3 separate regions of the Mus musculus genome follow, and regions 2 and 3 are each linked to region 1. Evidence: chromatin loops called from intact Hi-C (ENCODE). Cell type or tissue: heart. All regions are shown on one strand.

Region 1 (8,000 bases):
CTTTAAAACTACAGTATAAAAACCTCAAAATATTGGGAGAAAACCAGCCACATTGATCAATGAAAATGAACTAAAGACCTAGACATAAATATACATGGCCACCTGGTTTTTGATAAAGATGCCAGAAATACAAAATGAAAAAAAAGATTTCCCATTTTCAACTAATAGTGCTGGTCAACCTGGATGTCTGTATCTAGCAGAATTCAAACGGATCCATACTTATAACCCAGCACAAAACTCAAGTGCAAGTGGATCAAGACCTCAACATAAAACCAAAGACATTGAATCTGACAAGAGAATAAAAGTGAACATACTGTCACAGAAGAAGACGTTCTTTAAAACAAAAGAAAAAAATAACATAGGTGCTAAGAAAAACAACTAATATATGGGACTTCAGGAAACTGAAAAGTTTCTATAAGGCAAAAGACACCATCATTTGGAGAAAGCAGCAGCCTACAGAGTGTAAGAAGATTTTTACCAATTCTTTTTATTTTATTTTATTCTGATGCAAGTACATGGGATTCTTTATTCAAGCTTGTGAGCTTGGGCCACAAACTTTCCTGATGCAACAGGATATGAAAAGTAACTACGAGGTCTAGGGTTTCTATATCCAATAGAGAATTAATATCCAAAATTACAAAAAGAACCTAAGAATCTAGCTGTGAAAAAAAAAAAAAACAACAACCAAATATACAATTTATAAATGGGTTGCAAATCTAAACATGGAATTCTAAATGGAGGGAACTCAAATGGCCAAAATATACTTTAAAATATTCAACACTTTTAGCCTTCAGGGAGATGCAAATCAAAACTATTTTGAGATTCCATCTTATAATCGTCAGAATAGCTAAAATCAACGTCACAAGTGAAAGCTTATGCTGATATAAATGTGGAGCAATAGAAACATCCCTCCATTGTTAGAGGGAGTGCAAAATTGTACAGCCACTAAGGAAATCAGTGTGGCAGTTTTTCAAACTGATGGGAATCAGACTACTTCAAGATCTACTCAGTCCAGGGCATATACCCAAAGGACACTTCAATCTACCCAAGGACCCTTGCTAAACCAGGCTCATTGCAGCTTTATTCACAATATTTAGAAACTAGAATCAATCTAGATGACCTTCAACAGAAGAATAAATAAAGAACATGTAGTACATTTGCACAGTAGATTATTACTCAGCTGTGAGCAGATCTAGCTGAGCAGTGGGAGGCCTGTATATAGGAAAGAAATTCTTCAGAATGCACCTGAAACTTTTCATAAAACAAAAATGAAAAATGGTTACACTTGTCCAAAGGAGACATGGAGGAAGAAAGAGAAAATATCATGCCAAAGTCTCGTTTTCTGTGAGGATTTCATTTTACTCTATGAGATGTGAGACTCATTCATACACAGTTCACACAAATGCAGAGTTGTTTTCCCAGGACCTCTTAGTAGGGGCAAGGAAGACTACAAGAAAACTATTCTGACCCACAGAATCAAGGCTGCTGCACTTCTCTAACAGGTCTGTGAAAAAAAGCCCTGACTCTAGGGTCTAGGTGTTCTCACAACTACAAGAAGTCCAAAGTCTGAGAAACTACTAACAACAAACTATGAAACAAAAATAAAAACAAAATAAAACAAAACAAAAAAAAATAGTTTGGTCACATGTGCGTGGACACAGTGCTTTTCTTGAACTAAGGAGACATTTTTCTGATGTAAGTGAGCAATCACAGTTATTCAAAAGATGCTTTCCTATTTTTAAAAACTCTATACTGACTTTTCTATCTATAAAAACATCTTCCTCTCACAGCATGCATACTGGGCTGGACTATATCACAAGAGGAATGGCTAACTTAAGTGCCTATTAACACATCAAAGTCGACATTTTTGGCTAGAAGCTTTCCTGGCTCCTGGTTTTTCTCTTGGTCCCTCCCTGACCCCCATACCTAGTTCAGTCTGGACTCTTCAAGTGGCCTCTGGTTGTTTTCTGGTTCATACTGTAAAACCCAAAAATACCGTGTAAGCACCACCTTCGCAAGAACCAGGTACCTTCTTGGAATGCTGGGAGTTTTAGTTCTTGAGAAAATTGCAAAACCTCATGCATGGGAAAGTATGGTGGCCTATAGGTTTGTCTTTATAAAGCTCTGGAGCATGTGACCAAAGTCCATCTCTTGGTTAGTATTTAACAACCCTTACTCAAATGGTGGAATTGTTTGTTTGTTTGTTTTCTCCAGCTAATCTGAGCATTATCATGACCTACAATTAACCTTCTCCTCAGCCACACCTTTGGACAGTCATCATCTCATTTTCATTCAGCCGTAAGGTGTGATGTTAATAACTAAGCATATGAAGACACATGTCTGAATGCTGTATTTACATCAAAGAGAGCATGCATCTAAGATGGAACTCTAACGGGGAGCAAAACTTTGGTCAGTAAAACTTAATGTTTACAGTCATAATTTTGGTGCTTCGTAATGTATATTTTCTGATTCACTCAAATGTGTACTGGTTCCTCATAAGACTAATATCTACAAAGCTCTCTGGGAATGCCTATTTCCCAGGCCAGAGGCCACTCTCTCCTGAGTAGGCAAATGATGGGTCAAGGGAGTTAAGAAATCTAAGTTCGAGAAGCTTTGTAACTGCTGTAACAAAGAGAACCCCGTGTGCAAACTACAGTACTGCAAATGTTCTACGACACTATTTTCGGAAACCATTCTGGTAACCATAAGATAAATGAAACAAACAAACAAACAAACAAACAAACCACGATACACCCAGTTCATAGGATCTCAAACCTCCTGACAATGATAAAAATCCACAGCAGAATTGTGAGCGCGGCGTCCTTAAGAGCAACTGCAGAAAACAAGCCCCTGCTCCGCTCCAGCCCATTTCCCAGCCCCGCAGCTCCTCTGACCTGCAAGGTTCCAGGGCCGCCGGGCTGCGGTGCCCGCGGCTGCGCGGCTGATGGCTGACTCTCCCAGGTCAGCACAGGAAACCGCATCTGAGGAGAGTTTACGGCCTTCGAAAAGAACCAGGCCAGGGTAAGTCGCCCGCAGTGGGAGTAGAGACAACTTGGCTCCAACAGGTACCTAAGGGGACGCGGTTCCCAGTCTCTGGCCACGATCTTTGGAGCGGCTCCCCTAGCCCCGCCCAGGACACCACGGTTCCGGTCACGTGACAGCGCTAACGCCTTCAGGCCCGCCGCTTTCACTTCCTTAATTACGTTGGTAGAGTCCGTCCAGCTGCGTTCTCTTCTAGGTCGCCAGCTCCAAATGTCCAGGCCAGAATGACGTGAAAAGCCACCATTCCCCTTGCTACCTGTGTAATCCATGTGTACTCGAACTGAGCGCTGGTTTTTCGGCCCCAGTTTCCTCCGGAAACCGGAAAGCTCCTCAGACGCAGTTTCCTGGCTGCGGACCTGGGAGAGTCAGCAGCGCAGCGGCGGGCACCGCAGCCCGGTGGCCCCGGAAGGTCCCAGGTCAGAGGCGCTGCGGGGCTGGGAAACGGGAGGGAGCGGAGCAGCGGGGTGTTTTACGCAGCTGCTTTTATGGATGCCGCTCTCACAGTTCTGTTATCTTACCGTTGTCGGGAAATTGAGATCCTGTGAACTGGGGGTCTATCATGATTTTTTTTTTCATTTATCCTCCAGTTATCAGAATATTCAGTTGTAAAATAACTCATTAAAAATGATAGAGCAGTTGCATTATCTGCTGTTTGCTATTGTGTCAATCACAAAGCATACGGGACGTAAATGTATTCATGTTTCTAACACCCGTGTTTTACTAATTGCTTATTCAAGAGAATACCTTTTACTTCGCTAAATAGAACTTTGTATTTATACTAACCATATGAAGAACCAGTACAGATTCTTTTTTTTTTTGAACGAGAAAATATACTTTATGTTATGCTATGGTTGTGATTGTAAACATTAATATTTACTAAGTAGACTTTAGTGTTGTATGCAGTTTCGGATGTAAATAAAGCATTCAGAAGTGCGTCTTCATATGCTGAGTTCTTATGGTACACCTTAGGGCCAGGCAAGCTCACTATTGCTATGTGAGTGTATCAGACCACTCTATTGTTATGATTAGAAAACCCAGTATAGATTAAAGTTTTAGAAAGCATCTTTTGTACAACTACGATCACTCTCCTGTATCAGAAAAAAGATCTCTGTGGTTGAAGAAAAGCGCTCTGCACCTACATATGTGGCCAAGCTTTTTTTTTTTTTTTTTTTTTTTTTTTTTTTTTTATTGTAGGGTTTGTTATCATCAAGTCCTGTGGTTGTGGACATCCTGTAGGAGTGGGAATGCTTAGACTCTGCTGACAGGGATTTTTGCAGAGATCTCCCTTTGGACAAGTGTAGCAGTCTGGTTTCTATGGGAGACAATAGTTTTCTTGCAGTCTCTCCAGCTTTCTTTTCAGGATTCCTGGGAGAATGACTCTCTTTGTGTCTGAGCTATGTGTGAATGAGACTCACATCTCACATAGTTAAATGAAATCTTTAGATTAAAAGGGACATTTTTATTTCTGATATTTACTCTTTCCTTCACAGTTTCCTTTTTGGAGGCATCATTCATGAATGTATTTATGTATTTATTTATTTACTTTCAACACAGCAAAAGCTTTATTTGTACAATCTTTACTGGACAATTTGGGGCTGTGTTACTGAGTAAACACCTGTCGTCTCAGGCCTGTTACTAAAATGGTAATAGATACAAATCAGACTTACTGGTGACAGTCCTTTTGGTCCTGTCTTATTTATAACAGTTTCTATAGCACTGCAGCCTTCAGTGGTACTGTACCACTCTGGAAAAGATACCTTCAGGCTCCTTTCCATCCCCCAAAGCTGCAGCAAATCCTTCCTGCTGCCTCCTCTTAGCCAAAGCAGCCAAAGATTTAAGCGTCTATGGTTCGTAGATGGCCAGGTCCACAGGTACTTTCCGGTTGAGCTCCACCTGGCACTTCATTAAGTTGACAGTGAATTCGGGGTACTGTAAGCCATGCTCCTGGGAGGCAGCTGTAATTGGATTAATCCAGAGGGTCCTCAAAGTTCTGCTTCTTAAGTCTGTGGGACTTCGTACACGAAGGCTCTGGTCACCGCCCTGACTGCCAGCAGGTAGCAGTGATTCTTCCTTCCCCTAAAATCTTAAAATGTAGAGCATGTTTCAGCACCTCCTATACCTGCCAATAGCGACCAGTGAGGCGGTTCCGCAGCCACAGCCACGTCATAAGGAATACCATGATGGGCTCCCGAATCCTGAGGACGCATCATTTATTTTTGTACCATGAAAAGTTCTGAATGCTTTCTTATGAATCTTTCCCATATGCAGGGGCCCCCTGCCCAGTCAGTGCTACTTACCTGTGAATCTGAGAGCCCTGGATGGTGAAGAGAGGAAAGAGTAGCAAAGGATCCTGTATGTTAGAGGGAATGAGGAACGATTGGGAGGGGCTTCAAGTCCCAGTAGAAAGGGGACATGAGATTGGTTTGGCCAGATTCTATTTCCTTCCAAATAGTTCTGGATATTTGCACCATGAATAACATCAGAATATTCCCATTGTAAGTAGTAGAAGACTATGTAAGAATTAATATACAGAGGCAAATATAATTTAATTTGGTTTTGTATGTGAAGAATGCTGTTTCTTTTCCATTCATATCTTCTTATTATAATTATGTTTGTCAGAACAATGGATGCCTCTTAGTTTTTCTTGATATTAGAGTTTTGGAGCATTTTGTATTTCCTTTAGGTTCTCTTGTCTTTTATGGTTAATTTCTCCATTTCCTAAAACAATGCCAGCTCAATTTTGATAACATTTGATTAATATTTCTGCATAATATTAAACCTATCTATATTACCTTTCCATTGATATCTGCTGTTGTCTGTCTTCTTGTCAACTGTCAATATTTTGCTATAATTTTAATATATTTTGAAATCACCCATGATTTTGATTCTTCTCTAATTTTTTAAAGTCTTAATGGTTTCACATTTCATGAATGTGCTTGGAATAATAGAAATAATTCTCTATTTATATTTCAAAATGTCTGTAGGATTTTGGTATTTCAAATCTTAAAATCATCCTTTTATATTTCTTCACATGATTAAATAAGAACATTCTAGCTGTGACTCAGTATTTGGGTCTTTTTTGGGTCTTTTATGTATACTCTGTCTTCTTTTGATGTCAACATTCAAGATTCTTAATGATAAAATTTTCTAAACTCAGGTCTTTACTAGATTTGAAGACTTTTTTGTTTTTGTTACTGCTATTTATTTATTTATTTATTTATGACGCTTTGTCTATGTAGTCCTGGCAGTTCTGTGACTCTGTAGATAAGGCTTCCATTGTACTTAGAGATCTCCCTTCCCCAGCCTCTCAAGAGCTGGGATAAAAGATTTGAACCACCTGGCCTTCCTGACTTGTTCTGACGTGGACACAGGGGACAATGCTGCATGAAATTTAAGAAGATTGTGTGTCTTCTGCTGTTGTCTGGGTGGTTTTCTAGAGGCCTGCTACTCATTACTGGTTTTTTTATTTTGTGTGCTGTAAAATGTAAGAGAAGGATCAAAATCAGTGGTAGACATTGAGGCTTACCTGTATCACTGTATATTTGTTTCATACAGTTCTGTCATTGCTTGTTTTATATATTTGGAAACTTTTGTGAAATGCATTCCTGTTGATCATATAGTTTTCTGGAAATGTACCATTTGATCATTTGTTAATATTCTTTCTTTTGTAAGTTGATAGATTCTGCTTTTTCTCTTACCTGCCATAATTGTTTTCAATCTTCCTTATAAATTTCCTTGAGTCTTAGCAATTTTTAACTTTTTTAAATTTCTGCAAAAATTTATTTGACCAAAATGTAGAAAAAGTGATACTATTACGTATGATACAATAGCAAGAACGTAAAGAACAGAGTAGATTTTATCAATTGCACAGTTTACTCAAAGTTCATCTCCCTGGTAGTGTTATACTTAATAAATAGGAGTGAGGGGCAGGGGTTCAGATAAGCTAGAAGCAGGGTGACTTTCAGTCAGGACTGTAAACTTGAGTTGGCCCTGCACTGCTGGGGAATGTGGAATGTTTCAATGTGAGGTGTTAACTGAGAAAGGAAAACTACAAAGCCAAAAAAAAAAAAAAAAATGTGCAGCCTACAGAGCACTCCACATCCAGTTCAATCAGGAGGTCTTGGTCTTTTATGAGTGTCATTCCTGAAGGAATTCAAGTCTTGGCAAAGTCAAGCTTCCATTTGTTGTTCCCTGAACAATGGAGATGAAGTTAAGCCAATTTTTTTTTCTATCACTACTTTGCTGCTGGCGAGACCTTTTGTTGCCCAACAGTTGGTATTAGAATGATGCTCAATGTATTGAAGGCTGGTAGCCTTTTTATTATTTGAGGCAGAGTTTCGCTGTGTAGCCCTGGCTGAAAAGGGTTGGACTCTGCCATATTCCCTGCTGAGTATATCATTAGACCACAGCAGAAAAGTCCTGGAATAAGATGCTTGCTCCTCAGAGAATAATTCTGGAGTGAAGGAAAGATGTAACATGGAACAGCATTAAAGCTCAATCAGAAGGCACATGGGCAACAATGATCACCCCAGCATTCTCGCTTGGAATGCTTAAAGACAATCTTTTCTGTACGTGGGAGTGTGGAGCAGACTCAGTATGATCAGGCTAATCTAGTTGTGCTTTATAACTTCCCATAGAAGACTGTTAATTTTTGCTCTGGGTGGAAAATTTCTACATAATTTCTTGTGACAACCCCTAGCCTCACAAAACTTCCCCAACAGCATCCAGCTACGATTGGATACTTGAACCTGTGCTTCAAAGTGTGGAGCTGACTAATTCCCAAGAACCAAATGCCCTCAGCCTTAAGCAACTATACTCAGTGTAAAATTCCCTGCCTATTTTAGGAATAAATGCAATTTAAGAATAAGAATAATCAGAGGAGCTGGTACCATTTGAATGGAAAAGGAAAGAATTAAACATAATTGGTGTTCAAAGCTTGTCTAACAAAATATTTGGTC
Region 2 (8,000 bases), 390 kb after region 1:
ATACAGGCAATTTACAGGACGTCTTGAAGGAAGAAATGAACAGAAATTCAAAGCAATTGTACTAAAATCAGAAACAAGAAGAGGCTGTCTACTCTCTCCATATCTATTCAACATAGTACTTGCAGTCTTAGTATGAGCAATAAGACAATGAAGATCAAGATACAACTTGGAAAGAAGTCAAAGTATCCATATTTACAAATAATATGGAAGTATCCATAAATGACCAAAGAGCCCCACCAGGGAACTTCTATATCTGAAAATCACTTTTCAAAAAGTTGCTGAAAACAAAATTAATGCATAAAATTCAAAAGGTCTACACATACACAAAAAACAATCAGGAAAAGAACAGCCTTTACAATATCCTTGAATAAAATAAAATATGTTGGTTGTACGTGTATGCTAGAAATTGAAAGACTTAAATGATAAAATCTTTAATTCTTTGAAGAAAGAAATTGAAGAAGATATTAGAAGGTGGAAAGATCTCCCATGCTCAGGGATAAGGAGAATTAACATAGTGAACATGGCCATCCTACCAAAAGAAATAGAGATTTCAATGCATTCCTCATACAAATTTGAACATAGTTTCCACAGATCTTGAATGGATAATTTCACCATTATATACTCAAACAAACAAACACCAAAAAGAAAAAAAACAAAACAAAAAAACCACAGGATAGCAACAAAAATCCTGAATGATAACTGAAATCCTGGGGGTCTCACAGTTTGCAATTTCAAGTTTCCTACAGAATTACACTATAAAAACCTCATAGTATGGCATAAAAAATAGATACCCTGATCAATGAAATTGAATTGAAGGCCAACACATAAATACATATGGACATATGATTTTTGATTTAAAAAAAAAAAGCCAGAAATACATACTGAAAAAGGATAGTATCTTCAAAACATGGTGCTGGTCTAACTGGATGTCTGCATCTAGAAGAATACAAATGGAACCGTATTTGTCACCCAGTACAAAACTCAGGTGCCAGTGGATAAAAGACCTCAATATAAAACCAGACACACTGATAGAAGAAAGAGTGGGAAAAAGAACGGATATGTTGTCACAGGAGATGTTATTAAAAACAACAACAAGCAAATAAACAAAAAACCCACCAATACCACAATCACTAAGGACAACAATTAATAAATGGGATCTCATGAAACTGAAGTTTCTTTAAGGCACAGGGCCCCATCATTTGGATAAAGCAGCAGCCTATACAATGGGAAAAAAATTACCAATTCCACATCTAATAGAGAATGCACAAAATATATTAACAACTCAAGAAACTAGATGTGAAAAAAAATCCAAAACAACCAAATAATCAAAAATTTAAAAGTCATAAAATCTAAACAGATTTCTAGATGGAGGAAACTCAAATGGCTAAGAAACCCTTAATAAAAGGTTCAACACCCTTTGCATTAAGGGAAATGCAAATCAAAACTACTTTGAGATTCATTCCATCTTATACTTGTTGGAATGGGTAACATCAATAACAACGGTGACAGCTCAAGTTGGAGAGAATGTGGAACAATAAAAAAATTTCTCCATTGCTGGTGGGACTGCAAAATTCTAGTCATTATGGAAATCAGTGTGGCAGTTCCTCAAACTGAAGTGAATAAAACTACTTCAAGATTCAGCCATTCCTGTAACTCTAGGGCATATAGCCAAAGGACACTCCAACCTTCCAAGGATCCTTGTTCAACCACACTCATTGTAGCTTTATTTATAATAGCCAGAAACTGGAAACAACAAAGATGTCCAGGAACAAAACAATGAATAAAGCAAATGTGGTACATTTACACAATGGAGTATTATGCATGTGTTTTTTTTTTTTAAAGACATAATGTGAAGGGTGTTGGTTTCCTAACTTCTTTCTCAGCTCATGTATTATCTGTATATAGAAAGGCAGTTGATTTCTTTCAGTTAATTTTATACCCAGCCACAATGCAGAAGTTGTTTATCAACTTTAGGAGTTCACTGGTAGAATTTTGGGGGTCATTAATGTATACTATCATACCATCCGCAAATAGTGATACCTTGACTTCTTCCTTTCCAATTTGTATCTCCTTGATCTTCTATTGATGCCTTACTGCTCTAGCTAGAATTTCAAGTATTATGTGGAACAGACAGAGAACAAATGGGCAGCGTCGTCTTGTCCCTGATTTTAGTGAGATTGCTTCAAAATTCCCTCCATTTAATTCGATGTTGGCTATTGGTTTATTGTATATTGCTTTCATTATGTTTAGATATCTGCCTTGAATTCCTGATTGCTCCAAGTCTTTTACCATGAAGGGGTATTGTATTTTGTCAAAGAATTGTTCAGCATCTAAAGAGATGATCATATCATGTTTTCCTTTGAGTTTGTTTACATAGTAGATGATGTTCATGGACTTTTGTATAATGAACCATCCCTGTATCCCTGGAGAGAAGCCTACTTGATCATGGTGAATAATCGTTTTGATGTGTTTACGAGAATTTTACTATTTTTGTGTTAATGTTCATAAGCAAAACTGTTCTGAAGTTCTCTTTCTTTGTGTGGTTAAGGTATCAGAGTAACTGTGACCTCATAGAATGAATTAGGTAGTGTTCCTTCTGTATCTATTTTGTGGAATAGTTTAAGGAACACTGGTATTAGCTCTTCTTTGAAGGCCAGGTAGAATTCTGCACTAAAACCATCTGGCCCTGGGCTTTTTTTGGTGGATAGGATTTGAAAACTGCTTCTACTTCCTTAGGGGTTATGGGACTATTTAGTTTACCTGATCTGTATTTAACTTTGGTATGTAGTATCTGTCTTGAAAATCATCCATTTCATCTAGATTTTCCAGTTTTGTAGAGTATAGGCTTTTGTAGTAAGAATATTTTATCAGTTTCTGTTGTTATGTCTCTCTTTATCTCTTTATGTTGTTATGTCTTCTGATTTTGTTAGCAAGGCCTTTGTTGACATGGCCTCCAGGAGAGATAGGGATACGCCCTGGTACTCTGTTGTACAGGGGGAAACCCTGTTTCGAAATGAATGTCAGATGCAGGCTAGGAAAAGTAAATTATATAATCAACAAATAGGATTACCACAAGCCCCTCACCCACTTTCAATTAGTAAACTAGAATTATGACCAGCTGTTCAGCCAAGGTGACTTCTCCACAGAGATTCACAGGCATTACTCCTTGCCAGCTATGAGTAGGCTCACTTATACACACTCTAGGCCTGGGACCATTTAGGCCCCTTGTCCATAGGGCCTGGAGAGGCTGGTTCACTAATGTTCCTAAAACAAAATTCAACTGAGATTCTCCTGGATACTATTCTGAGGGTGCTAGCCAGTTTGACAGAAAAATAACAGATGCTAGAGCCAAAGCGATGCTCCTAAAAAGGCTTATCTAGGAAAAAGTTAAGCACAAACAAACATATGTAAAGAAAAATCACAGACCAGCTGCCATTTTACAGATACGAGTACTGTTTCTTAAGTTATACTGAAATGGTAGGAAAGCTGAGTTCACACCAAGAGTATAAGAGTTTCAACATTTACAACTAATTGATGTCAGAGACCCAAGATGTAGATGCAGTGGGAGAAGAAAAATGACTATGTCAATAGATACATGAAAGCCTTGTGGTAAAATATGACATATATTCAGTACAACAGCTCCAAAGAATGTGAGGACAGAAGGAACATACCTCAGAATAATAAAGACAAAGTTAAAACAAAAAGTACAAAAAAAAGGAAACTGTAATTATTCTACTCTAATCAGGAATAACTTAACACACTACATCAACTAGTCCATAATTCAAGAAAAAAAAAGTCAACAAAAAGGAATATCGCAGACACTATTGCACATGCCAGCAAGATTTTGCTGAAAGGACCCTGATATAGCTGTCTCATGTGAGGCTATGCCTGGCAAATACAAAAGTGGTTGCTCACATTCATCTACAGGATGGAACACAGGGCCCCTAATGAAGGAGCTAGAGAAAGTATCCAAGGAACTGAAGGGGTCTGCAACCCTACAGGTGGAACAAATATATGAACTAACCAGTACCCCCAGAGCTCGTGTCTCTAGCTGCATATGTAGCAGAAGATGGTCTAGTCGGCCATCAATGGGAGGAGAGGCCCCTTGGTCTTGCTAACTTTACATGCCCCAGTACAGGGGAACACCAGGGCCAAGAAGTGTGAGTGGGTGGGTAGAGGAGCAGGGCGGGCCGGTGGGGGGGAGGGTATAGGGGACTTTTGGGATAGCATTTGAAATATAAATGAAGAAAATATCTAATAAAAAATTGAGGGAAAAAAAGGAAGATCAATGGGCCTTACAAGGGATTTCAATTTGCTACATGTTCTAATGTCTTGGTTCATACTCATAGCCAGGTTCTGCTTTTAGTCTGGATTAAAGACTCTTTATTTTCAATGGGCAACAGTCATTTCAGAGTCTCAAAACTAACCAAATACTGAGAATAGCCAACTGCTTCCTGTGCAGCCTATAACTGGAAATCTACCTTAAAATATACAATATTATTCACAGTGAAACTGTCTAGACTCCTTAATTAAAGAGACACTGACAAATGCAATTTCATGTCTTATACTCTTTCTACTATCACCTGACACCCACACCATACCTTGCTCAATCCCTCAAACATACCTGGATCCTTGGCTACAGTCTCCTCTGTCTTCATCACCCAGGGCTCTTAGTTCTCATTCACAGGTGAGCAGAACTGGCTGAGCAGTGGGAGACCTGCATGTGGGAAAGAGATTCTTCAGAAAGCACCGGGAACGTTTCATGGAACAAAACTGATAGATGCTCACACCTGCCAAAAGGATAGACATAAAGGAAAGAGAAAATATGACAAAATTCTCTTTATTTTAAGGATTTCCTTTAAACTATGAGATGTGGGGCCCATTTCCATACACAGTTCACACTCAGAGTTGTTTTTCCCTTAACTCTGAAGAGGAGCAAGGGAGACTGCAAGAAAATTATTCTGACCTACATACAACATTCATACTGTTGCACTCCTCCTAAGTGAGGTCTCTGAACAAAATCCTGAGTGCAGGGTCTAGGCATTTCTACTTCTGCAAGAAGTCCACAGTCAACCAATCATGAAATGAAAACAAATCAGTTAAGCCACATGTGCATGGACACAGTGCTTTTTTTCTAATGTAAATGAGCAATCATAATTATTCAAAAAGGGCTAATTTTGTGTTAATTAATATTGAGTTTTCTAGCTAAAAAAATAGATTAGCAAGATCTAATTCACTTACCGCATGCATACCAGGCTGGCCAAGACCTTATTAGGTCTCAAAGAAACTCCGGATAAACTGCTAACTCAGGTGCCCATTAACATAACTAATAGGAAGGAAAGAGAAAATATAACATATTTGTGAAATCAGCTAAATCTACCTAGATTAGAATATATTAAAAGCAAATTTATTGGGAAGCTGGTCTTGGTTTAGTTCACTGGTCCCAGTGATTAATGCTGGGAGAGTTGCCATAGGAGGCGAGGGGGGGAAGGGCATGCGAAAAATAACAGGCTTCTAGAAATAAGAAAAGGAGAAGGAGGAATAGAAGAAAGAGGAGAAAGAGAAGGAGGAGGAGGAGTGTTGTGGGAAATATTAAAAAACAAACTGGCATGTTTCGGCACTTGTGTCTCTGCCCAGGTGGCCTGGCCTGCCATGCACTGGCGTGCAATGGTCAACCTGTTTTTAGCTCTTGGAGACTCTGATTCCAAGCTCCACAATCTTGCAACCCAGCTCTCTAGGTTCCCACTGGCAGGTTGTTACCACAGCAACCCTGTGCTTTAAGTCCCCCACATCGTTTGTGGTACACATCTGGCAAACCCTCGCTTTGCTGCTGTACCTTTCTTTCTTGAACCCATGCAAGCCACTATGTGAAGGATAATGCAACACAAACTTAATTCAGAAACAATAGTAACTCAATCTCTGGGCACAACCCTGAAAACCTAATCTTGTAAGCCTTGTACTCTTATTCTTCTAGTGGTTGATCCTTGTGGATCTGCCATGATACTGGGACACTCAAGCAGCTACATCTTACCCATATGCTGTCTTGGTTCCAAAAGGACCCGACTCTCTCTTGTTTACTCTCTTCCTATGTCCAACCTGAAAGTCCCATGTACTCACCCAGTGATTGGCTCCTATATTCATTAGGGGACTGGTTCACAAGAACAGGCCCATCCACAGTAGAGGAGGAAGAGGAAGAAGAAGAGGAGGAAGAGAGATAGAGACCAAAACGTTTGGATTATATAGGGAGGCACCTCTAGTGGAAGGGCAACCAGGACCCTGGGCTGAAAAGTTAGGATTGAGGGCAGGGCCTCTCAGGTTGGTAGAACCCTGAGGTCAGGTCTGCTTTGATATTTAAAATATGCACCTCAGTCCATTGTCCTGGCATCCAAAACCAAACAGTATCAAAGGAGACAACTTTGGCTAGGTGCTTTCTTGGCTCCCGCTTCTTCTCTTGCCCCCTATTCTCTCTTCCCTTCTCTTCCTTTGTCCAACTCCACCTCTCTCTTTCCAATCACATCCTGGTTAAGTCTGGACCCTTACTTTCTGAGTCAGTCAAGTCTGCCCTGGTTCCTCTTTTTACTTCTACCTACAAAGCCCTCTGAGGATGCCTATTTCCCAGGCCATAAGCCACTCTCTCCTGAGTAGGCAAATGATGGGTCAAGGGAGTTAAGAAATCTAAGTTCGAGAAGCTTTGTAACTGCTGTTACAAAGAGAACCCCGTGTGCAAACTACAGTACTGCAAATGTTCTACGACACTATTTTCGGAAATCATTCTGGTAACCATAAGATAAATGAAAACAAACAAACAAACAAACAAAGCACGATACACCCAGTTCATAGGATCTCAAACCTCCTGACAATGATAAAAATCCACAGCATAATTGTGAGCGCGGCGTCCTTAAGAGCAACTGCAGAAAACAAGCCCCTGCTCCGCTCCAGCCCATTTCCCAGCCCCGCAGCTCCTCTGACCTGGAAGGTTCCAGGGCCGCCGGGCTGCGGTGCCCCCGGCTGCGCGGCTGATGGCTGACTCTCCCAGGTCAGCACAGGAAACCGCATCTGAGGAGAGTTACGGCCTTCGAAAAGAACCAGGCCAGGGTAAGTCGCCCGCAGTGGGAGTAGAGACAACTTGGCTCCAACAGGTACCTAAGGGGACGCGGTTCCCAGTCTCTGGCCACGATCTTTGGAGCGGCTCCCCTAGCCCCGCCCAGGACACCACGGTTCCGGTCACGTGACAGCGCTAACGCCTTCAGGCCCGCCGCTTTCACTTCCTTAATTACGTTGGTAGAGTCCGTCCAGCTGCGTTCTCTTCTAGGTCGCCAGCTCCAAATGTCCAGGCCAGAATGACGTGAAAAGCCACCACTCCCCTTGCTACCTGTGTAATCCATGTGTACTCGAACTGAGCGCTGGTTTTTCGGCCCCAGTTTCCTTCGGAAACCGGAAAGCTCCTCAGACTCTGTTTTGTGGCTGCGGACCTGGGAGAGTCAGCAGCGCAGCCCTGGAAGGTCCCAGGTCAGAGGCGCTGCGGGGCTGGGAAACGGGAGGGAGCGGAGCGGGGAGGTGGGGGGGGGGGGGGGGCTTCCGCAGCTGTTTTTATGGACGCCGCTCTCACAGTTCTGATGTGGATCTCTTACAGTTGTCAGGAAGTTGAGATCTTATGAACAGTTGGTCTATCATGGTTTTTTTTCATTTATCCTCCAGTTAACAGAATATTCAGTCGTAAAATAACTCATTAAAAATGATAGACCAGTTGTATTATCTGCTGTTTGCTATTGTGTCAATCACAAAGCTTACGGAATGTAAATTTATTCATATTTTCTAACTCCTGTGTTTTACTAATTGCTTATTCAAGAGGATACGTTTTACCCTGCTATGTAGAACTTTGTGTATATAGTAATCATATGAAGAACCAGTGCACACTTTTTTGAACGAGAAAATATACTTTGTGTTATGCTACGGCTATGATTGTAAACATTACTATTTACTAAGCATACTTTTTATTG
Region 3 (8,000 bases), 230 kb before region 1:
TGTATTCCTCTCTGCATGTAGGTGTATAGGGGTGTGCATTGACAATATTAGAGCGACTGTGTAATCCATCCATGAATAAATGGTGAAAGTGTAAGAACCCTGGTATTCATAGGAATTCATAGTAACACTTAGAGCAGATTCTTAAGTGAAGTGTAGCTGCACAGGGTAGTACTCATCTCACCTTCCTGCAGAAACTATAATGTGGGTTTCAGAGCACAGAGTCGTGTTCCTTACAGGTGATCAAGAGCATTGGAGAGGGAATGAGGAGACGATGGTTAATAGGTAAAGTTGTACAATTTAATGGGATGAATACCTTCTCATATTCTCAGGATACCTAAATATAGACTACCCGTTAGTAATGAATACAATTGAAGATTCATGTATTTTCTCAGCCTCTATGGGAGACTGGTCTCTAATTTCTAAAAACACACTATTTCTTTTATAACAGTTTTGAGTTGTTCTTCAACCAATGTCAACAGTAATGCATAACAGTGTACTATGAAACTGTTGGTGCCGTACTAAGATTCATTAGGGTTTGACCTGGGGATCTTTCTTCCTTATCTTCCCATCCTCTCATATCCTATTTTTATATACAACATTTCAATACTATTCTCAGAGGGAAAACATAATCAGGTTATCATCCATACACAAAGACATAATTATATGTAGGCAAGTGTATATATATACATATACACACACATATATATATATATATATACATATATACATATATATATACAACTAAAAACATTACAGCATGAGTGACCCAATTAAAAATAAATTACTTTCTAGACAGTTTTCAAAAGTTATTCAAATGCCCCCCAGATAAATAAGGTTCCACATATATAATGATTAGAAAGATGGGATGAAATGAATGAGACAGTACAGTACAAAGTAATAATTTTAAAGGCAAACATCACTAGGGCTGGTGATCATGTTGGACAATACAGCATGAAAGTGCTCTATCAATGGACATGAATACAGGACAACATTATGAAGAGCTAGTAGGGAGTTTCATTAACTATGAGGATGCAGTTCAAATCCTGGACACACTCAAAGGAAGTAATTCAGTGTGGACTGGAGATGCACATAGTCACTGTTAAATCATAGAACATGGGATCATCTTTAATGTCCATCAACAAATGTATAAGTCAATAAAATGTGATCCTTCTGAGTAAAATACCATTCCACCATAGAGATGTATAGAAAGATCCCATCCATAATAATATAATAGAACTTTGTGGACTCTATTATGTGAAGACAGATGGAATACAAACCACAAATGACCTTAATTATAAGTATGATAGAAGATAGATGGTAGATGGGGAAAGTAAATGCTGGTTGTCAGTGGCTGGAGAGAATATGAGATAATGAGTAATGGCAAGGCTATTGCTTAGTGGCATGGATAAGTTACGTTAATTGCCACAACATGATAAATATAAACCATAATCTAACATGTAATGCTTTAAATGATTAGAAAGATAGAATTTGGATATGTTCCTTATAAGAAAGAATAGAGGGTTAATGTATAGATATACTAAGTACTACAATTAGGTCAGTGTTAGCCGGGCGTGGTGGCGCACACCTTTAATCCCAGCACTCGGGAGGCAGAGGCAGGCGGATTTCTGAGTTCGAGGCCAGCCTGGTCTACAGAGTGAGTTCCAGGACAGCCAGGGCTACACAGAGAAACCCTGTCTCGAAAAAAAAAAAAAAAAACCAATTAGGTCAGTGTTGCGTGCACGCGCACGTGTGTGTGTGTGTGTGTGTGTTTCTTATCACAGAAATAAAAAAGAAAGACATGGGGTCTCACCATGTAGCCCTTATTGCGTCCCGCTCGACCGGCAAGAAAGACGCAACAAACCAGAATCTTCCGCGGCAAGAGCTTTATTGCTTGCTTCTCAGGAAGATCCCAAACCGGGAAAATGGCGCTGCTTTTATAACCCGCAGCGTGACGTTTCAGCACCTGATATGGCGTGACAGCTCCTGGTTCGTTGCTTGCCCATCACCCCACTATTACACCCCGAGAATGGGAGTGACTAGGAGTGAATTCACTCTTGCACCTGCGTACAGGACTTGTTTACTAGTTAGGCACAGCGGAGGCCCGCGCCATCTTATAATGGCGATTGCTCGCGGCACACACGGCTCTCCTCAGAGATTACTGGCAGCACGCATGCAATTGCTCGCAGCACGTACCGGCTCTCCACAAGCCCTGTTTTGTTTTTGTTTTTTGTTTTCAAGACAGGGTTTCTCTGTGTAGCCCTGGCTGTCCTGGAACTCACTCTGTAGACCAGGCTGGCCTCAAACTCAGAAATCCGCCTGCCTCTGCCTCCGGAGTGCTGGGATTAAAGGTGTGTGCCACCACCGCCCGGCATCACCTTGAACCCATGGAGATCTGCCTGCCTCTGCCTGCTGAGTGCTGGGATTAAAGGTATGTGTCAGCCCATCAAATAATAATAGTAGTAATTACAGTAATATTTTGGTTTTCTGAGACAGGGTTTCTTTGTGTAACCCTGGCTGTCATGGAACTTATTCTGTAGCCCAGGCTGGCCTGGAACTCAGCGAGATATGTCTGCCTCTGATTCCTGAGTTCTGAGATAAAAGGCATGGGCCCCCACCAGCTTACTTTAGTAATTCTTATTAAAACATGAACTGCATATTGAGCATTTCTGGTCATTAAGAAGATCCATGTTCTTATCTTGTCATTTCTATATATTTCAGTGGCTGGAGGTATTGTGCATCTTTATTGTTCATTGTGGTCATTTCAAGCACGCATTACTAAATAATACAACATCTAGCAGTTCATTGGTGGTAGAACTCAGCATGCACAAACTGAGGATTTTCCTGTATGTTCCAGAATATGTCAGTAAATAACAGTTGACAAACTTTATATGGTCATCATCTGTCTCATCTGAGACCAGTACTGTGAGAAATCCTTGTAATTTCTGAATAAATCAGGAGTGGCCATGTGCCTCTTTCTCATACCGTGTCTAAGGTAGACCAGGAGCTAAACCAAGAACCCTGGGCTGCAAAGAACGGGGAGATAGTAATCAAACAAAGAGTCAGATTTGAGTGGATGAAAGAGCCCAAGTAAGGAGTTCAGTCAAGTTGAAAACATACTTGAAAATGATTTTTCCTTGCTGTTTCTCAAGAAACAAGTCTTCTTTTTCTATTTAACTTTTCATTTATTTTGAGGATTTCATGAATGAGTATTGTGTGTTTACATCATTTTCACCTCTTTTAACTGTGTGTGTGTGATTCCTGGTGAGTCAATTTAGTGTTGTGAGGTACATGTATTTATGGATAAACACTTGGAATTAAATAAACGATCAGTTTTAGAGATTAGAAGGTGTTTGATAGTTTTCACTCAGGAAATTGCCAAGTTTTCAGTCTTGGTCAAGAATGATGTGTGGTGGCACACACCTTTAATCCAAGCACTTGGGAGGCAGAGGCAGGCGGATTTCTGAGTTTGAGGCCAGCCTGGTCTACAGAGTAAGTTCCAGGATAGCCAGGGCTAGACAGAGAAACCCTGCCTCAAAAAACCAACAAAACAAAACAAACAAAACAAAACGAATGATGTGTAATGTAATCTAGGGTTACTGGTTTTTGTTGTTTTTCTTTAATGATATCTCTTCAGTTTGTTGATCTATATTTTGACTAAAATACATGGGCTATAGTTTTTAAAGTTTAAAAACTGTACATATTTGTTTTTAATAAGTAAAACAGTATTTTTAGTATAACATTGAAGCTAAATGGAAAAATATCTTGCCTCTAATTTGAAGCACTCATATTTTATTATTTCAGCATGTGAGAAGCAAAGGATAATTACTTGGCTTATTTTGTGAAATTGGTAACTCAGTGGGATGGCTTCCTTGGGAATCTTTTTCCCTGGGGGATATAACCCCCAAATATTTTACTTGATTTTTTTTAACACAAATTGTATGTTTGTTCTATTTTAGATTTGATCAGTCCAACACAAGTAGGCAGCATTGTAATTAGAGTCCTATTTTATGTGTGTTGATGCTGTGTTCATAAAATTTAGCCACTTAAGTGGCTGAAGAACTTAACTTTGTAGTTTCTACGAGAGGCACTTGGCCACGGAAGTATTTGTTTATGTTCTGCTTAAAGAGCAAAAGGGTTTTGTTGTCCCAGTCAGTAATGGGAATGACAAGGTTTTCCCATGAAGAACAGTGTCTTTACCCAAAGCAGTATGTGCCTGATGTCAAGTAAAGGGTGGGAGGGTCGAATTCCTTTCAATGTCTGTAAAGAAATTGATGCCTGCCAATGTGCTGTCAGAAAGCCTTTAAACAAAGAATCCCAAGATCAAAGCATCAAAGATTCAGGATGTTGATACTCCACGCGACCTGTGACATAAACACTGAAGACATATTGCTCTGAAGAAACAACAACAACACATACACACATAGACACACGCAAAGGGACATGCACAACGTTTACCAGGAAAATTAAGGAAGTCAAAAATGCCAGGAACAGATTACCAAGAAATATAGCCTATGTTTACTGAGAGCTTCTACTTTTTTTTTTTTTTTTCAAGACTGGATCTCGTTATGTAGCCCTGGCTGTGCTGGAACTCACTCTGTAGGCCAGGCTGGCCTTGAACTCAGGCCTGGCTCTGCCTTCTGAGTGCTGAGATTTTACAGGCTTGCAACACTACTGCCCAGTGAATTTCCTTTTTCCCCGTTACTTCATATTAAGTTTTCCTTAACACCTGGCCTTATTGGATTCATCTATTTAGTCCTCATTTTTCTCTCCACCCTTTGCTTGTGATTTCTTGATCTCCAGTCATTTTGTTCTGTCATTTTTAAGTTTCGTTCAGATATTTGAACCCTTTCTTTGGGCTTTCACGCCATTGAACAGTCTCTAGAACTGTTTTGTAGTCTGCCTCTAATTTGCCGTCCTTAGAGAACACTGCCCCCTTTTCACCCTTTCCCATGGCAATTGACATTTCTTAAGGTGTCTGCCGCCCAGTGGGCGTTGGATACTTGCAGTTTTCAGAACAACATAGCTGGGACCCTTGGGAAAGTAAACGGAACAGGAAGTAGGTGGGCGGGATTGGGTACGGTGAGAGGACACTTAATAGTGGGTGGGACCAGAGTAGGCAACATATTCCCAAAAGCGGGAGAGGGCCTCAGCAAAACTCGCCTTTCCCTCAGAAATTTCCGGGGACACCTAGTGCAGAATCTGGGCCAAGGACACTGCCCAGGGTCTTGCGGAGACGTGAAAACTCCCGAGAGCCGCAGGTGCCGCGCGGGGCATCCTGGTAGAGTCAGCAGCGCGGCGGCGGAAACCGCAGCCCGGCGGCCCTGGAACCTCCCAGGTCAGAGGCGCTGCGGGGCTGGAGCGGAGTAGGGTGTGATCGGTTTCTGGGCTACTCATTAGGACTCTGCTCTCATGAGCTCCTAAGAACTGGACAATTCCTGACTTTTTTTTTTCTTGTAAGGTTTTCAACATATTCTCTTAAAAATCTCACAATTCTCTTTGTTAGTTCGGAAAGAACAAAACACTTTAAATTATCCAAGCTTTTCAAGAGAGTAGCATTTAGAGCTGGTGGATTGTCAACCTAAAAAACTTGTTAGATATTAGTCACATAAGGATCGACAGAAGAATCACAAATATATTTTCACAAACTCCACAGTTATAGTTGTAATCATTAATATTTACTCTGTAGAATTTTATCACTAACTTGACATCTGAGATGCACACATTCTATGATGTAAATACAGTACTCAAAATCTTGTATTCCAGGTGAGGGTCTTAATGTTACATCTTAGAGTCCAGAAAGTCACCTTATGCATGCTGAGTGTGAAGATATCAGACCCTACAGTATGTTCAGTGACAAAGCACCACAGTAGAAAGGACCTTTGCATAACTGTGGCTGCTTACTTACTTCAGAAAACAGTCTCCAATTCAATGTGCCCTTGGTTCATAACCTGCACTTTACTCAAGGGCAGGTGGCCAAAGTGTTGCTTTTTATTTCAGGATTTGTTGATCTCCAGTGATGTGGCTGTGGACTTGTCCCAGGAAAAGAGGGAATGCCTACACTCTCTTCACGGGGCTTTTTGCATAGAGACTTCATGTTAGAATTAAAGTGGGATAAGGTAGAAAAGACCATTTATTTGATACTGAATTACTGATTTATTGAATGATTTACTTAAAGCACTGCTGTAGTGTTCTGCAACTTCATCTTGCTACTTGGAACAGAATGACCTGGAGAGGTGGCGGAAACAAAAGTCTTGCCCTTACCTACCTTACCCGCAAAGCTTACATCTGTCAGCTGTAACCTGCATTTGAAAAACCTCCAAGCTAACTGCCTTGATGCTTCAGGGAAGTCCTGCTTACTTTCCTTCTGGCCCCACCTTGTGCTTATAGACTATAAAATGCATATAGGAACTGGCCTGGAGACCAGGCCTTTCAGAGCTCTCCCACCTTTGGTCCATCTGTGACATCTATTCTTTCACTGGCAGTGGTGTCTCAGAGTGCTTATTCTAGAATGATTACAATAGAAGCACAGCCTTTGGTTACTGTGTGTGAGAAGAGTTTTCTGGATCTATTATTTTCTCATCCTCAATTTCCTTCTCAAAGGAAGGGGCCGCACGTGTGTGAGCTCAGTGTGGCTGAACTTCACACCACAGCTCATTACAGGGAGAGATTCTCAAAGCAGGAAAGGACATTGTTATGAAGTGTTCTTTACTCCCCATGTTTCTCATTTGGGGAAGTGTTGGGTTTCTTTCATTTCTGCCCCATGGTAAATTCAGAGACTCAATAGTTTAAAATATTGTCATCCCAATCATGAAGTTTCATTTCTGCTCTTGAGGGGTTTTTAATTTTAAAACATTTTGTATTTGCTTGTGTGTTTTTGCTTACATGTATGTCTACACCACTTTCATGCCTTGTGCTACAGAGGCCAGAAGAAGGGGTCAGATACCGTGGGATTGGAATTACAGATGGTTGTGAGCCACGGTGAGCGTGCTGGTCCTTGGTCCTCTAAACAAGCAACAGCTATGAAACAATCTTCCCTGCCCTTTAGTTTTGGCTGAGCTGTGATAAGAAGTGGGATTCAAGTTATACAAACTGGAAAAGCTCCCTGAATCTTTTCAGTATTCTAACACCACATGACAAATGCGGAATCATTTGTAAAATTCTCTATTTAGTTTTCTCTTTATCTAATTGAGCATAGTACTGTGTTAGAAATCCTGGTACTTAGCCAGGCGGTGGTGGCACACACCTTTAATCCCAGCACTCGGGAGGCAGAGGCAGGCGGGTTTCTGAGTTCGAGGCCAGCCTGGTCTACAGAGTGAGTTACAGGACAGTCAGGGCTGCACAGAGAAACCCTGTCTCGAAAATCCAAAAAAAGAAAAGAAAAGAAAGAAATCCTGGATCCTGGTACTTATTGATAAATCTCTTTCTCATATCCAGGACTCACTGATGAAGTGGAACAGCGAGTGCTGGATGGTGAAGAGAGAGAAGACAAAGGATCCAGGTATGTTGGGGGAAATTGAGGCAGGGATTGGTGAGAGGCTTAAGTGACAGTAGAAACAGGACGTGAAACTCATTTTTGCCACATTCTGTTTCACTAGGAATGATTCTGGAGACTTCCACTGAGAATAGCTTTCTTGAGATTATCCTATTGTAGGTGCTGAAAGACTTTCTATCTAAGAATTAATAGTAAGAAGCAAATGTAATTTTATTTGACTGTGCATGAGGTAGATGGTATCCATCTTGAATTCATATCATTGATCATGTCTTGAGACCAATATTAAATAGTTTTCATTACTATAATTTTAACATATTATAAAATTAGGAAGGGGCTGGTGAGATGGCTCAGTGGGTAAGAGCACCCGACTGCTCTTCCAAAGGTCCGGAGTTCAAATCCCAGCAACCACATGGTGGCTCACAACCATCTGTAACAAGATCTGACGCCCTCTTCTGGAGTGTCTGAAGACAGCTACAGTGTACTTACATATAATAAATAAATAAATCTT

The links. Peaks named below come from ENCODE experiments on the same cell type or tissue, not always from the same donor. Only the 100,000 strongest peaks of a DNase experiment are listed, where the experiment ranks them.
Region 2: it touches region 1 in a loop (13-fold over the local background); 7 of 42 quality-filtered maps call a loop at or near these places.
Region 3: a loop joins it to region 1, with 2.2 times the contacts of the local background. A loop is called at or near these places in 4 of 42 quality-filtered maps.

Annotation. Positions count from the first base shown.
Region 1 is chr17:21,959,362-21,967,361 of GRCm38, forward strand. Zfp942 (zinc finger protein 942) reads right to left here and starts at 3,103. Exons shown (of 6, transcript NM_001199048.1): 1 at 2,895-3,103. It overlaps Zfp943 (zinc finger prtoein 943), which reads left to right and starts at 3,198. Exons shown (of 4, transcript NM_001025373.2): 1 at 3,198-3,458. It also overlaps the pseudogene Gm7805 and the pseudogene Gm7809. In heart, no CTCF peak of the experiment used is centred here; a DNase peak (open chromatin) is centred at 3,300; H3K4me3 peaks cover 2,344 bases; H3K27ac peaks cover 879 bases.
Region 2 is chr17:22,354,199-22,362,198 of GRCm38, forward strand. It overlaps Zfp944 (zinc finger protein 944), which reads right to left and starts at 7,202. Exons shown (of 6, transcript NM_176962.4): 1 at 6,970-7,202; 2 at 5,242-5,326; 3 at 4,625-4,790. Zfp758 (zinc finger protein 758) reads left to right here and starts at 7,255. Exons shown (of 3, transcript NM_001347330.1): 1 at 7,255-7,509. The coding sequence starts at 7,384. In heart, no CTCF peak of the experiment used is centred here; a DNase peak (open chromatin) is centred at 7,363; H3K4me3 peaks cover 2,007 bases; H3K27ac peaks cover 724 bases.
Region 3 is chr17:21,728,624-21,736,623 of GRCm38, forward strand. It overlaps Zfp229 (zinc finger protein 229), which reads left to right and starts at 5,101. Exons shown (of 6, transcript NM_001164676.1): 1 at 5,101-5,335; 2 at 7,435-7,498. In heart, a CTCF peak has its summit at 4,956; a DNase peak (open chromatin) is centred at 5,088; H3K4me3 peaks cover 1,500 bases; H3K27ac peaks cover 1,404 bases.